Regions from separate parts of the Mus musculus genome. Here region 1 is linked to region 2. A link is a contact called in ENCODE Hi-C or POLR2A ChIA-PET data. All regions are on one chromosome and are shown on one strand. Each heading gives the region's core, a stretch centred on a gene start or an enhancer-like site at or near the end of the contact. The rest is flanking DNA. Distances are from core to core; before and after follow the strand shown.

The links. Hi-C counts contacts between places; a loop is a spot of excess contacts on that map. ChIA-PET counts read pairs that join two places held with the same protein, here RNA polymerase II (POLR2A).
Region 1: a map of heart shows a loop between it and region 2 (2.0-fold over the local background). The contact joins the promoter of AW549877 here to the enhancer-like site in region 2. A Hi-C loop is called at or near these places in 2 of 37 maps with a recorded cell type or tissue (both heart). POLR2A ChIA-PET finds 5 or more read pairs at or near these places in 1 of 5 experiments (Patski).

What each region holds. Positions count from the first base shown.
Region 1 is chr15:3,992,115-3,999,265 of GRCm38, reverse strand. It overlaps AW549877 (expressed sequence AW549877), which reads left to right and starts at 3,520. Exons shown (of 6, transcript NM_145930.3): 1 at 3,520-3,651; 2 at 6,802-6,908. The coding sequence starts at 3,552. It overlaps Gm2093 (predicted gene 2093), which reads right to left and starts at 3,227. Exons shown (of 3, transcript NR_045740.1): 1 at 3,182-3,227; 2 at 1,782-1,861.
Region 2 is chr15:3,425,803-3,432,437 of GRCm38, reverse strand. All of the region lies in intron 2 of Ghr (growth hormone receptor), which reads left to right. Among named protein-coding and RNA genes, the nearest start is that of Ccdc152, 130 kb to the right of the region's middle. Within about 2 kb of position 3,260, at least 1 of the 3 ENCODE cell types and tissues checked has a DNase peak (open chromatin) inside an H3K27ac peak, as active enhancers do.

The DNA of each region.
Region 1 (7,151 bases), core at 2,271-4,770, 570 kb before region 2:
CAGGAGGAGCCAGAGGACAAGATGTAGCTACTAGTGTCTCCCGGTTTATATGGAGGATCAGACAGGATTCACCACTAGAGGATTTAGATTTAATAAGGCTTATAAGGTTAGGATTTTAGTTGTTGCTCCCAACGATTGAGTTACCGTTGTTTCTGAATTAAGTTTGTGTTTTGTTTTGGTTTTTTTTTTCCCCCATGTGGTGGCTCGTCTGAGTTTAAGAGCGAAAGGTACAGTGGCAAAGAGTAGGTTTGCCAGATGTGCATCACAAAGGCCATGGAGGTTTTGAAGCATAGGGCTGGTATGGTAGTGACCCACCAGCAGGAACTGGGTGGAGCTGTGGAGAGATTTTGGAGCTCTGAGTTAGAGAGTCTCCACAAGATAAGAACTGGAAGGTGAGACCTGAGAGTGGCTGGGTGTAGCATGGGAATTTGCCATTCTTTTTAATATTTCCTGCAGCAGGTCACCATAACATGAGTAGATTATTAAAAGATCACAACATTGGAAAAGTTGAGAACCACTGCCTTAGAGGATTTTTCTGTTTTTCTTTAAAGTTTTACAAAATGGCGCTCCAGGGCATTTTTCTGAAGTGAACCAGTGACTTACTGCCACCCAGTAAACTATGGGCATGGGCTCTCCAGAAAGATCTGAACCGTTCCACGAGTACAGCTATTTCCTCTACCTGTGACTCTTGCTCTTCAGAGCTTTCTTCTTCTTAAAGATACACTGTCATTCTAATGCTTCATAATTCCATAAGTTGAATTTTCTATGTTCGCATTACCATGAGGCCTTGCCCCATTCGCTTGTCTTAGCAAAGACTTGCTATTCTACTCAGGATTCTAGCTCACCACTTGCCCGAGTCTGGACCTTGAGGTGTTTAGCACTATGCTGGACATCATGTGTTTTCTCTCTCTTGATTGGCTTCTGGCTGAGCAACTATTACTCTCCATTGGCCAATTTTACCATCATTTAGGTGCCACTATCATTTCTTGAGGAGCCTCTTCTTCAGTATCTCACATCAAATATTACTTCTTTAATTTTCCTTCCTAGTGCCTCCCATAATTCTAAAATTTTGAATTCGCTGTGTATTGTTATTATCTCTACACTGCTTTACTAGATAAACTGTGAGAGGGCAGGGGTTATGGCAGAGGCATTTACTGTTGTAGTTGCAGTGGCAACAATCAGAATGCATAGCCAAATAAATATGTAATGGTCCTAGTATATAGAAGCCTTCTGTGGCAAGTAATTACATTCACACATACACATCACTGTTAGTCATTTGGTTCACTTATATGAGAAAATAAGTCTGTCGCCACCCCAAACAAAGGTAGTGAGAGAAGTTTCCAAAACAATGTTACAAACCATTGGTATTAGTAACAGAACTGGTAGTTCAGAGACAAGCAAGATTTCTGTTTAAAAATATTTAAATTTAAAAACTTTAAATCTTTCGTAAAAATCTACATGATTTTATTTCTCCTTTGCTGGATATATAGCTAAATTTTGTATGTTAGGGAAAGGGAGGTAGTTCGAATGTGATCAATTTGCTTCTTTCATATTTTTGGCACATTCTAATCATCTGAGATTTAAAATATGGCTTTTATCTTTTATTTGTTCTATTCATGTGCATTTCCTAAAGTAAAAAGAACTAACTATAACTTGGAGGGGAAATGCATTTTTTTTTCTAGTACAAGGGTTCTGTGTTTCAATACTTCCTTGTGAATTACTAAGGTCTGGTTGTTGCCGGTGTCTCTCTGTGATGAAACCAGCTTTCTATGAGAACTTACTTTGTTAAGATCTTGAATAAACCACAGAATCATGTATTCTTTAGTTTGGAGGTTAACAGTCTCATCCTTCTCCTCCTTATCTGAAAAAAAAAAGACTAGATTTCCAACTCTCTCTCTGAAAATGAACACACCAAAATATCAGTTGAACAATAATTCCCAGTGTTAAGACTTTCCATATAGAATACTGTAGTTTGATGCATCATCATGATTGTAATTTTTTTCTTTATGTGCATTTTGCCTGCATATATATGTCCGTATACAATGCCCATGGAGATCTAAAGAGGCATCAGATGCCCTGGAGCTGGAGGCCTAGACAGTTGGGAGTGGCCATGTGGTTGCCAGCAATGATCTCTCCAGCTTGTGCCTGGAAATGTTATTTAGTGCAGTTTGGCATGTTAGAATATGGGTCCTTAATTTCTGTGGGATGCTTGCTTGTTTGTAAACTGGGTCTCAGTATGTACTGGCTGCTCTAGAACTGCCAGCATCCCCTCCAGCCTTAGCTTCTCAAGTTCTGGGATTACAGAGTAAGTCAACACTCTAGCATAAGAGTTTGAATTCTGTAGTTCACCTTGATTATAGAATGCAATTTTTCTGGCCTTCAGATTCTTCATTATAAAGTATCATAAGGATTTGTTGTTGATTATTGTTTTCTATTAAAAACCATTTTCCCAAGTACGTAAGGGCATTACACAAGTACCGAAGACACAGAGCACGTGTTTTTTGCTCTGTGCATTTAGAGTAAAATGACAGGAGAAAAAAACTGGTCATCATGGCCACTTGCAGAAAAGTGACTGTGGTTAGTCACTCTTAAACGATCACATTACTATTTTCATAGTTTAAATATTTTCTACCAGGCTACAACAAAAACCTTAAAATTAAGATGAAGGGTAGAGTTATTCAAAATATATTGTGCCAAACCGGGGGAAACAAACGAACAAACAAAAAGCCAAAACAGCATTAGATTTCCGTGGCCATAGGCAAGAATTAGCATTCATGGAATGCAAAGCAATTTGACCACTTGAGTGCTGATTAAGACCCGGAAGAACACTTAACACTTGTCAGGAAGGTCTCAAGGTGAACTAAGACAGTGAGGTCGCTGCCACGTTTAGGTCGCAAGACATTTAAGGTACTTTAAGTGTGAGCTAGCCAAGATCAATCCGGAGTAAAAACAAGCTCCAGGGTGAAGATTCGGGGAAAGCGTTATGCCAGCTAGCAGGCTGAGGACTGCCAAGTTGTCTGCCCTCACACTAGGTCTCGCAGCTTGGATGAATCTCACCCGTCCGCAGACTTCCGTTTCTGACCTTCCCCCACCACCCCCCGCCCCCACCATTACAATCAAGTTTTATTTTAGTCCACCTCCTTCACTACAGCGCCAACCGCTGCAAATCCTCTTTCCAGACCTTCCAAACCGCCCTCTTCCAGCCAGCTGCTGCGGCTGCAATCTCCCTGCACCCGCGGAGAGAGTCGATGTCCTATTGGCTCAGCTCGGGGCATGGTCGGCTTCCGATTGGTTGAAATTAGAAGGCGGGAGAGAGGTGTGCCCTTACATCATCGACTGGCCCCTCGCAGCACGGGATTGTGGGAGGGAGAGGGCCACTGGGAGGAACTAAATACCCGGAACGACCTTTGCGGGCCGGGGCGGTCGTAGCCCGGAGCCTATGTCTCCGCCCACCGGCTGGGCGGGCTCCGCCCCCACTCCGCCAGCCAGGCCGTCAGGTGATCTGGGGCTCACGTGGTCACGTGGACAGGGCGGGCGCGCCCGAGCTGGCCATGGCGGCCGCGGTGTCCGGTGTGGTGAGGCGGGTGGAAGAGCTCGGGGACCTGGCTCAGGCTCACATACAGCACCTTAGCGAAGCCGCGGGGGAAGACGGTGAGGGAGCGCCGCAGAGGGAAGTGGGCGGACGGTGGTGAGATGCGAGGGGACCGCTGCGCTCGGTGGCCAGAAGGCGCGGCCTTCGGTCCGAGGCGGGGTCCCTGGTGCTGGCACTGCTGAGCTTGGTCCCCATTGGGCAGTCATCTGCCCTCTCCTCAGATGTCCTGTTACCCATGCAGCGTTTTCTACGTTCCTTGAAATCCTTTTTGTTTACATCCGACCAGATGTGTGGTGTCGAATCTGCGAGAAGGGTAGACTTTAAATAAAAGTACACACGGACTTTCTCCGGAATGTTCATACTGCCCAGAAAATGAACAGTATGTTTTTTTGTTGTTTTTTTTTTTTTTTTTTTTTTTTTTTTTTTTGCATTCAGAGAGACATGCATGACAGTTCACTTTTTCATTACTGCCTTGTAAATTTCCACTTTGTTTTCAATTCAAAATTCAGCTGTAAATACATATTGTACACAGTTATGGTGTAATTTTAATGCTCCCCCCCCCGCCCCATTTTAGTCCTTAGGTATTTTCTTAGAAGGGAAAATAGGTTAGGAAATACGTCATTCTTTTGACATCAGACTCGGTTTGCTTTTTATAAATTCTCAGTTGCCAATTGGTTCGACAGTAATCTTTTTTTGTTTTTTGAATGTTGAGCCTTTACCATCCATGAGCTTTAAAATTCTTGTGATTAGAGTCATACGATGACCGAAATGAAACATTTCTCCCAGGTGATTGACTAGTTGGTGTATTTACGGAATCAGTTCTATAATTAAATGAAGCACATATGACCACACTGAGGCTTTTTATCTTTTGGTTTGTGGCAAGCGGAACATAGAATTTGTAGTCACTGTTACCTCCCTGGGTCATGTGTCAGCCAGAGCTCAGGTAGTCTTACTTACTTATTACTGAGCCTAACAGTAATTCATATTTTCTTATGAAAGAATTCTATGATCCATTGTGAAAGGAGGCCTGGAAAGGAGGTTCAGTGTTCCATGGCCTTGTTTGGAGGCTTTGTTTATACATCTGAAAATTTACTAAAATCATAACTGTAGCTATCTGCTTTACAATCTACTAGGCAACATTGACGTTAATCTTACTGGAGAATTACTAACAGGGCTTACTTAACACCAGATTATATGTATTTGAATTATACTTGGCCCTTTTTCATACATCAAAATCAATAGACATCGGAAATTGGTCCCTTAGCTTAACAGTCATATGTTTTTCTTGAGTTGTCAGTATCGTTAGTTTCAATTTTATTCAAACTAGATAATAGAGTGCTAACCATCATTCCACTTAAGAGTGCTCTGTATTTATGGCCATATAGTTCTCATTCTTAACAGTATGATATTGTCCTGCATAGACTTATAAGAAGGACCTTCTCTGAAGATTATAGGAACCTTCTCAGTTTACTTTAAATATTTCTAGTAGAAAGAATGTATTTTTATGGACTTTTCCAGAATGATAGATATGCCACCACCACACCTGACCTATAATAATAACTATGACACTCCTCTTCAGCAGCGACTTCAGCAGTTCAGCACAAGTCTTTGCATTTACAGTAATCTCAGAAGTTAACGGGAAAAATATAAATAGCTTGTACAGGACGTGGGGAGGCCGATGGTCTGGACCATTTTGGTTCTCAGTAGAATCTTGTTTTCTGGGTAGTAGGGTGGTACTTCTGGGCCAAGGAGAGATGTGAAGACTGCTAACTTAAGAGCGATCTTATAGCAGTAGAAAATCCTCTAAAGCTTAAGGTCACTAAGTGACTACCTGCTGACATAGCTGATGGTATTTTATTCTAACACTGAGCAGCTTATCTGTTCACCAAATACTACATTGTCTGTCCACTGCTGGATGCCTGTGAAAGCTTCTGTAGTGCAGAAAAGATGCTTAAAGACTTTGTGTCTTGTACTGTGGTATGGATATGTACTTCATTAAGTGAAGTAGAAGGGTGGACAGTATCTTTGGGGCCCTCAAAATCAGAAATAAAGAAAATATTGTAGTAAACAGATGGTTGAGTTAAGATGGTAAAGTTTGGAAAGTTGGCTAAGTTGTGGTAAGAAAACATGCAGGAGGTATTGGGGTTTTTTGTTTTCTGTTTGTTTTCCTATAGGTTTTGAAGGAATGCGGTAATTTGTTCAGTTTCAAAGTTTTTTTTTAATAATTTATTTCAATTTTATGTGTATTGGTGTTTTACCTGCCTGCATTTTTGTGTGAAGGTATCAGATCTTGGACTTAGAGACAGTTATGAACTGTCATGTGGGTTCTGCGATTTAGACCTGGGTCATCTAGAAGACCAGTCAGTTCCCTCAACTGCTGAGCGATCTCTGTAGTCCTTCATTTTGACGTTTTAAAGGAATAAGATATAACCCTTTAAATTGGCATTGTAGTTATACCAGCTAGACATACAAGTATGATAACTTAGAATTGTTTACAGTCTGATATTTTATGAATATTTGATCTGATCAATTTTTCTTTTAGTTAATTTAGCTAGTACATTTATAAAATTGCATGCATTCAACAGACACTCTTTCTGCAAACTTGTAGATTTTGTATTATTCCAGTAAAAGCTGTAAGATTGTAAGTACTTTAGAGTATATCAACATTGTAAAAGAAACATTGTAAGAATAGACTAAGAACTACATAGATGGCTCAGTAGGTTAAGCACTTCCGGTGCAAGCATGTCAGGTGGCCTAGTGGTGCCCTTGTAATCCCAGTGCTCCCAGAGCAAGTGCAATGTAGGCTAACAGAATCACAAGCTTGTGTTCAAGAATGTGTATGATTGAGGAAGATAGCTTGATATCAGTTTTTACTTTACTATATATGCACACACATATATAGACACTACACATACACACCCAAGAAAGAAGTGGGCTATATACTTAATTCCTAAATAAAGTCTCATAAAAAAGAATGTAGTCTGGATTTGAGAAATAGTAACAAGCAATCTAAAAAGCTTTCACACCTTTGCTTTTGAGAATCAGTTTACTTCATTGTGATTGGGTTTATTTATGTAATACTTAGTATTTGAAGTAAGATATCACTATCTTGTCATAGTATAGCTTTGTTATATCATTTATGATGCATAGCTTTCCTTGTTTAAAATGTTTGAATTTATGTAAAATAATCATGTTTTTATCACTTACAGATCACTTTTTAATTCGAGCCTCTGCAGCTCTAGAAAAATTGAAACTTTTATGTGGAGAAGAGAAAGAATGTTCAAATCCATCCAATCTTTTGGAACTATATACACAGGTACTAAAGCAAATGTGAAGTCTGGTTCTATTGGGGGTGTGCATGTGTGCACATGAGTTCATGTGGACATGGGTACTTAGGCATTTGTGTGTATTCATGTGCAGGTCAGAGGTTGGAATTCGGTGTTTTCTTCAGTTGTTCTCCATCTTGATTTTGTGTGCTTGGAGTGTTTCATGTGTTTTACATACTCAGTTTACTCTTGAAGAGACTTTGAAAGGCCTTGGTTAGTTTGGTGACCACTGC
Region 2 (6,635 bases), core at 2,011-4,510:
GGAAATCCTGGCTTCTATCATCCAGGTTTTATCATAAATTTGTGGTTTAGAAGCAATCCATGATAAGGATTTAAAATGCTCATTAATTATGCAAGCATTATGGATACCAAATAATAGATATTCTGAAAATTATGTATTGTGATAATCAGCATTGACCTTCAGTTTTCAGCTATGAGATCCTTGTGGTCTCATCTCCTGGCTGTAAATATTTCATGCATATATAGCATCTAATAAATGATTTTGTTTAGAGTAGGCAATTAACAAACATTTTATGTAAACAATGGATATAATTTCAGGATTCATTTTATTTTAATTTCTTTGTTTCTCTTTAGAATACAAAGTATGAAACCAAGGGAAGCTGTCTTTTAAGTGCTTGTGTAAAAAGACTAATGCCCTAATTTTTCATAAGCAAGTATAGTCAGCTGATGTAGAAAGTGTTTACGGTGACCACTGTAAAGAAGTTTTGTGTTGAGTACTGGGCAGCATAAGAAGAATGAAGTATTTGTATAGCTATTTTGCTTCTTAACTGGATCAGAAAGCTCAAGGTCACAGAGCTATCTTCCTGTAGAGGCCAAGCTGTGTTAAAGGACCACAAAACAAGTGGCTGATGGTAGATATTTCTGAAGGCAATGCCCTGGAATGCAGATCCCCGGCTAGGAATATGCCGTAAGGCCAAAGGCACTGCATACACTTCTCGATGATTGTAAGGGAGTTCCCTCGGCTGGAAATCGATGGAGGCTTTAGATACTTGGTCTAATGGCTGCTTCCTTTTGAGTTGAATAGGCCATTAGCTACTCTCAAAGATCTGAAATGGTGAGGGAGCTTACCAATTGAGTGCTCTGCTGCCAGGTTCAAGTTGAAAGATGAAAAGGAAACAGGCCCATAGGCTGAGCATGGAATGGGGGGGGTGTAATATAGAAAAGTCTACCCACTCACACAGCCACCACCCAACATTGTATCTGATTCTTCATAAGAATATGAGAAGAATCTCTCCAGTCGCCAATCTATTTGATTTGAAAACTCTTAGTACTGGAATTTTCCTGTACTCTCTCTCTCTCTCTCTCTCTCTCTCTCTCTCTCTCTCTCTCTCTCTGTGTGTGTGTGTGTGTGTGTGTATGTGTGTGTAGACTTGCCCGGGCTTATGCATACACGTACATGCCAGAGGCTGACTTTGGAACTGGTCTTTTTCTATCGTTCTTCACACTGTTTTTTAGACAGGGTCCCTCACTGAAACTGTAATTCATCACCTCAGCTAGATTTGGTTGGCCACTGATTCCTTAGAACCCACCCACATCTGGTCCCCAGTACTGGAGTTGCAGGCATGTGACTTCATACCAGCTTTTGGGTGGTGCTAGGGTCTGAACTTATGTCTTCATGCTTAGGTAGCAAACAATTTACCTACTGGGTCATCTTCCAGCCTCTAAGTAGCTCCTTGTGAAATTCGTCAACATTTGTCAGTATTGTCCTCATGAAACATCTCGTGTCTAAGTATGTTCGGTCACCTAGACTTTTTCAGTCCTAGACTGTAAGATATTAAACTCTGTAAATGGGCCTCTCTCAGCAGTATTCAATTCTCCTTGTGACACTTTTCTTTACTAAGGTATTAGATAATAGAGATGGCAGGATTCTTGCCTCAAAGTCCTGTCACTTTCAGTGGTGAAATGGCTGCCATACTAGTTGATGCAGTCCTTGGTTTGGGAAACACAATTAAACCTGAATAATCCTCACTTTCCTGTTATTCTTTGACTTGTCTCCTATGCTTTTCCTATCTTCTTTCTTTTTTTCTTTCATCCAGCCGCACCTAGAAATACATTAGCATCGTTACCAATGTATTATTTAAAGTCAAATTTAAAGCCAAAGCTAAGAAGTCAGGGATGTCTTGGTGCCAAATGTGGATCCTCTGTAATTACCTTGAACACTAGCACACTGTGACTTCCAGAGCTCTTGCACAATCTGTGTACAAAGTGGTCCCCAGGAGTTGCTCTTCTTTTGTCTCCAGGCCCCTTTATTTATCCTTTTAAAAACTGTCAAAGATTTAAAGAAAAAAAAAGCTTTGTTTGCTTTGGCTTTAGTTATTACTTTTTGCTGTTTTGTTTATTACAGCAGAAGATGGGAAAATAGACATCCCATTAGGTGTGAGAATGATGTTGTCATTGCCTGCCACAAAGCATCTGAAAACTCCACAGTACACTCAGGGGGGGGGAAAAAAGTAAAGAAAAAAAGATGATTATAGTAATAATTAATAACAATAATAATAACTTGACTTTATGAACCTGCTATCATAAAACATTTATAACTCAATTCTTAACATCTAGAATCCAAGGCCTAAAGTAAATACTTTGCTCTCAGGGAGTATGAGAGAGAGAAAAAGTACAGACAGACAAACATAGAAGACAGGATGCTTCTATACTTAGTTTTGTCTAGCTCTTTATTAACAAGTTTTGACAACTGTTACTGTTGATTCATCTCTTTAAAGAGGCAGCTCTATAAAGTGTGTCTTCACAGTGTTATCAGCAATTTGGAGCTCACTGCTCCCTTTGTAATGGTCCAGGGATGAAGTAGATCAGTTTGAGAAATGTTTGATGTAGTTAATAACCCTCCTTAGAATTTGGAATGTTCTTCTCTTGTAGTTGTAAATCTCATATCTTTTCTTTCTGGTCTGCTTTGCACACAGGAATATAGAAGCTGGAGTATCTGGCCTGGTACCAGTCAAGTAGACTAGCTGTATTATGTTTCACTAATGAAATAGATCTTAAGTGGAGATTAAGGAGGAGAGGAAGTGGGTTGATGGAGACATGGGTGTTTCTTCATGAAAGATTGGCTGTAAGACAGGTGCAGTTGTGGAGTGACTGAGTGATTTGTTAAGCACAGTAAGAAGATCTGTCTGACTGTAGTAACAGGGCTGTCTGCTGTGTTATGTTTTTGTTTGATTGAAGAGGCATCTGTGGGTGGATAAGAGCTCTAAAAAGATGGAGTTCCCTATTTAAAAAAAAAGGACTCTCATTTAACCTGATAAATAAGAAGGGAAGAAATGGAAAGTCTGGAGGCCAATTAGGAGGTTGTTCTGGTGGTCTGCATGGAAGTGGGCGAAAGAACAAAAGCAGGTAAAAACAGAAGGGTCGGTGAGTTTCTCAGCTCATTCTAGTTAATCTTTATTTCCTGAAGCATCTGTTTATTGGCTGCTTACCAGGTCTGATTTAGTCATCACTGTGCCTGATATTGCCAGTCAGCATCCATGGCTGTGCACCAGCTCTCCCCTTGGTATGATAAAGAGACTGGGATGGACAGCAAGTTGAACAGAACTGATTGCCTGGAACACTGAACTAGAATGCTCCTGCGGTCCTTTGCTGGAAGCCAGCTCCGTAGGTTGGATGCCGACTTATAGAAAGATGAATCTTGGACAAATTAATCCTTAACTCCTGACTTTAATCTCACTTAGAAGGTGTCCTCTAAGCATTGGACACCACAGTATAACCAATTTCATTTCAGCCTGAAGTGCATTGAGTTTGACTGTAGCTTGCTTTAGGACAAAGTGGAAGAAGGGTGTGAGTGACTGAATGAACTCTGGGATCAGCGACCAGATGGTTCACTCAAGGCTGAGCGAGGTCTATTGCAATGATGTGTCACTTACCGTGTTACTGTTGTGGATCCCTTGCAGTGTTTGCTGATTTCTGTAGTATTCTTACTTTCTCACTGTAACTCAAAGTAGAAGTTGGATGTGGTCAGCCACTACTTTGGTATTTCTAGCAGGTAAATATCATAGACAAAAATAACTTCAAGAGCATGGGTGGGTAGGGGAGCAGGGCAGGGGGAGGGTATAGTGAACTTTAGGGATAGCATTTGAAATGTAAATAAAGGAAATATTTAATTAAAAAAAAGAAAAAAGAAAAAAGAAAAAATGAAATCAAGTTAAATGGTTACAGAGTGGTTGATTTTAAGTATCACTTTGCTTTTAATCTAATTTAAATTGAAATTGATACAATGCAGTATTGAGTGAAGGCTTTGTTTAAGTACTTTCTCACAAAATTGCTGAACATGTACCTATTAGATGACATGAGCTGGTGAGGGTCAGGCTTTCATATCACTAGGAATGAAAGCATGTGTTCTCTCAAGAAAGCTGTCATGGCAGCAAAAGTGGCACCCTGATGGAATTATGAATTGGCCTACATAGCTTTCTTAAATTTAGATCCCAGTATCCTTGAGTATCTGCCAGCATCATTTCCACATACTGGAAAGCACCACCCTGCATTTTCCAAGAGTCAGGAAAGCACTAAGAGTAGAGCACTAAGAGTAGAGCATCTTTGTCAGAAGACATCTAGATGCCTGCCAGTTTCCCTCCTCCCAGCGCCTAGTATTAAGTGAAAAGTCCAGCTATATATTTACCCAGGACTCTACCACCAGTACAAAATTTCCCAAGGAGTTTCCAAGACAATGTGGACTTTTATCTTGGAAGGTTTCACGTTTTTAGATTGTCAAGATGAAGAAAGGGGGTGGAAGGATGACAGCGCAGAGGCAGGCCAAAGAAAAGTACTGAAAAGAAATGTTCCTTAATTAGGTCTTTAATGATGTCTATAGTCTACTGATCCAGTAACTGTGACGTGGCAGAGCTTTGAGGGGGAAGTGTTCCAAGCAAGACAGAGTGTAAGAATGTGAAGTGTTTAGGTACTGTCCAGTGACTTCCTGGTTACCTTTGTGGTGGGAAGAGGGAAATTAAAAGTAAGAAGAGTCAGGTTTGTTAGGGCATTTATGTCATTCTAGGGAATTTCATATTCTCCTTTCAGCCACAGAGAAGCCTTACATTAAGGAGATGTTTTCTTTTGGAGGAAAATAGGAAAACAACCCCAGTCCCCACTCCATCAGGAGATTCTGAGTGAATTTCTTATGTTGATGAACAGACTGCTGAAACAGCTTAAGGCTTTCTCTTAGTTCAAAATATTTGCCTTTCGGCGCTTGTCTGTTACCTGTTCTTAAAGGAGATGTTCTCAAAGGCAGTGAGGTCATAGCTCATAAATCTGCCAAAGAAAACTACAAAGAAAAGGGTGCATTTGGATTGTATCTCCCTAATAACCATTACTGAGTAGTAGTCTTATATCAGGAGTTAGTTTACTCCTTTATGAATGGAAAATCGGAAAAGTAGCATATCTTTAATTAAGAGAATTTAAACAGTGATTACTTAAATAAATACCACTGTCCAGGTTAAAAGTTAATTTGGTGTGCTTGAATATGTAAGACCCTAAAACTGTCCTTAAGTTTGCATATTAAATTTACTAGAGACTCCTCTTTTTCCTATGGTTCTAGATTTTCTTTCTTATCAATAAGAAAGCTATTTGTAAAGATTGGTGTATTTGAAAACATATATATTTCTTTTTTAAAAAAAAAAGCACCAGCTACTTGAAAATATCTTAGAAAATTTTTAAGTAGATGTGTCAATGGAATTTGCAAATGAATGTGAAATATGAAAAATATCTGCACAGACACTTCTCATAAGAGCGCTACTTCATTTAAAACTCAAATTATACAGCATTGTTTCAAAGCCCTGTGGTAAGAAAAATTCTGTCAAGTCAAGCTACTGAGCTCCTTTGCATAACCACTGGGAGGGACAGAGGACAAAGCTTTTCTGTAAGACATAAACAGCTTTAGTGCAGCCTTAGCTGGCAAGGCAGATTCACTGAAAGAATGACTTTTTGAGACAGGTTAAACTAGACTCCTTGACTCAAACCTTGTCATCTCAGGTTTGGAGCAGGATGTCATGTAGAGAAGACATTTGAAAAGCCAGCCAGCTTCCAAACGTTCTTCTGGAATTGGCCCCCAGGGCCTGTGGACCAGCAAGATTGTATCACTGAGGTCATAAATACGAGTGCCTGAGCCAAACGCAGCCCACAGGTGTGTTTTGTTTGGATCACACAGAGCTGTTTTATTAGCATTATTTTTTTTTTATGAAGCTGAATTAGGTATTGCTTAAAATTTGAAGCATTAACAGAAAGACAACATTCTTGTTTCTGCTTTTTCTTTAACGGATTGAACCAACTTGGGCCTGGATTCTTTAAAGAATTGGGTACAGCTATCGATGTAGGTGCTTCCCTCTTTAAGTGAAGGAAGGGTTTTTCTCTTTTCAGCAGTCCCCTGTGCCTGTGGCCTCAGTCAGCTGAGGTCATATTTAAACATTGATTAGCAAGTCTTTTACAAGCACTTCCCTCAGCACTGGGACAGTCCTAGAGCTTGATTTTATAAGGCTACACTTGCAAGCCTGTGGAAAGGCTCAGAAAGTCTCAGGCTTAGGGAAACAGATTAGAGAATGGGACACTCAGAAACTTGGACTTACAGCTTTGTATAAACTAACATGGAAGTACTTCTGATAGGTAAGAGAAATTAGTCCCAGGTGGCATATTTCAGGAAACTAGACTCTGGGGTGGAAATTAGCATGTGTTTATTAAGGAGTGTCCAGTGGATTAAGCTGAACGGCTGAGAGCAACCCTCAGCTGACCCCATAGAGCACTCTGGAGCCATGAAAACCCTTTATTAGGTTTCCCCCAGGTCCAAGATGGCAGTCTTTTCTATTCATCTGCATGACACATTGCATGTAGGAAGGATCTTGACATTGAGAGAGGTAGTCATTTACCTTTGAAACAGTTCCT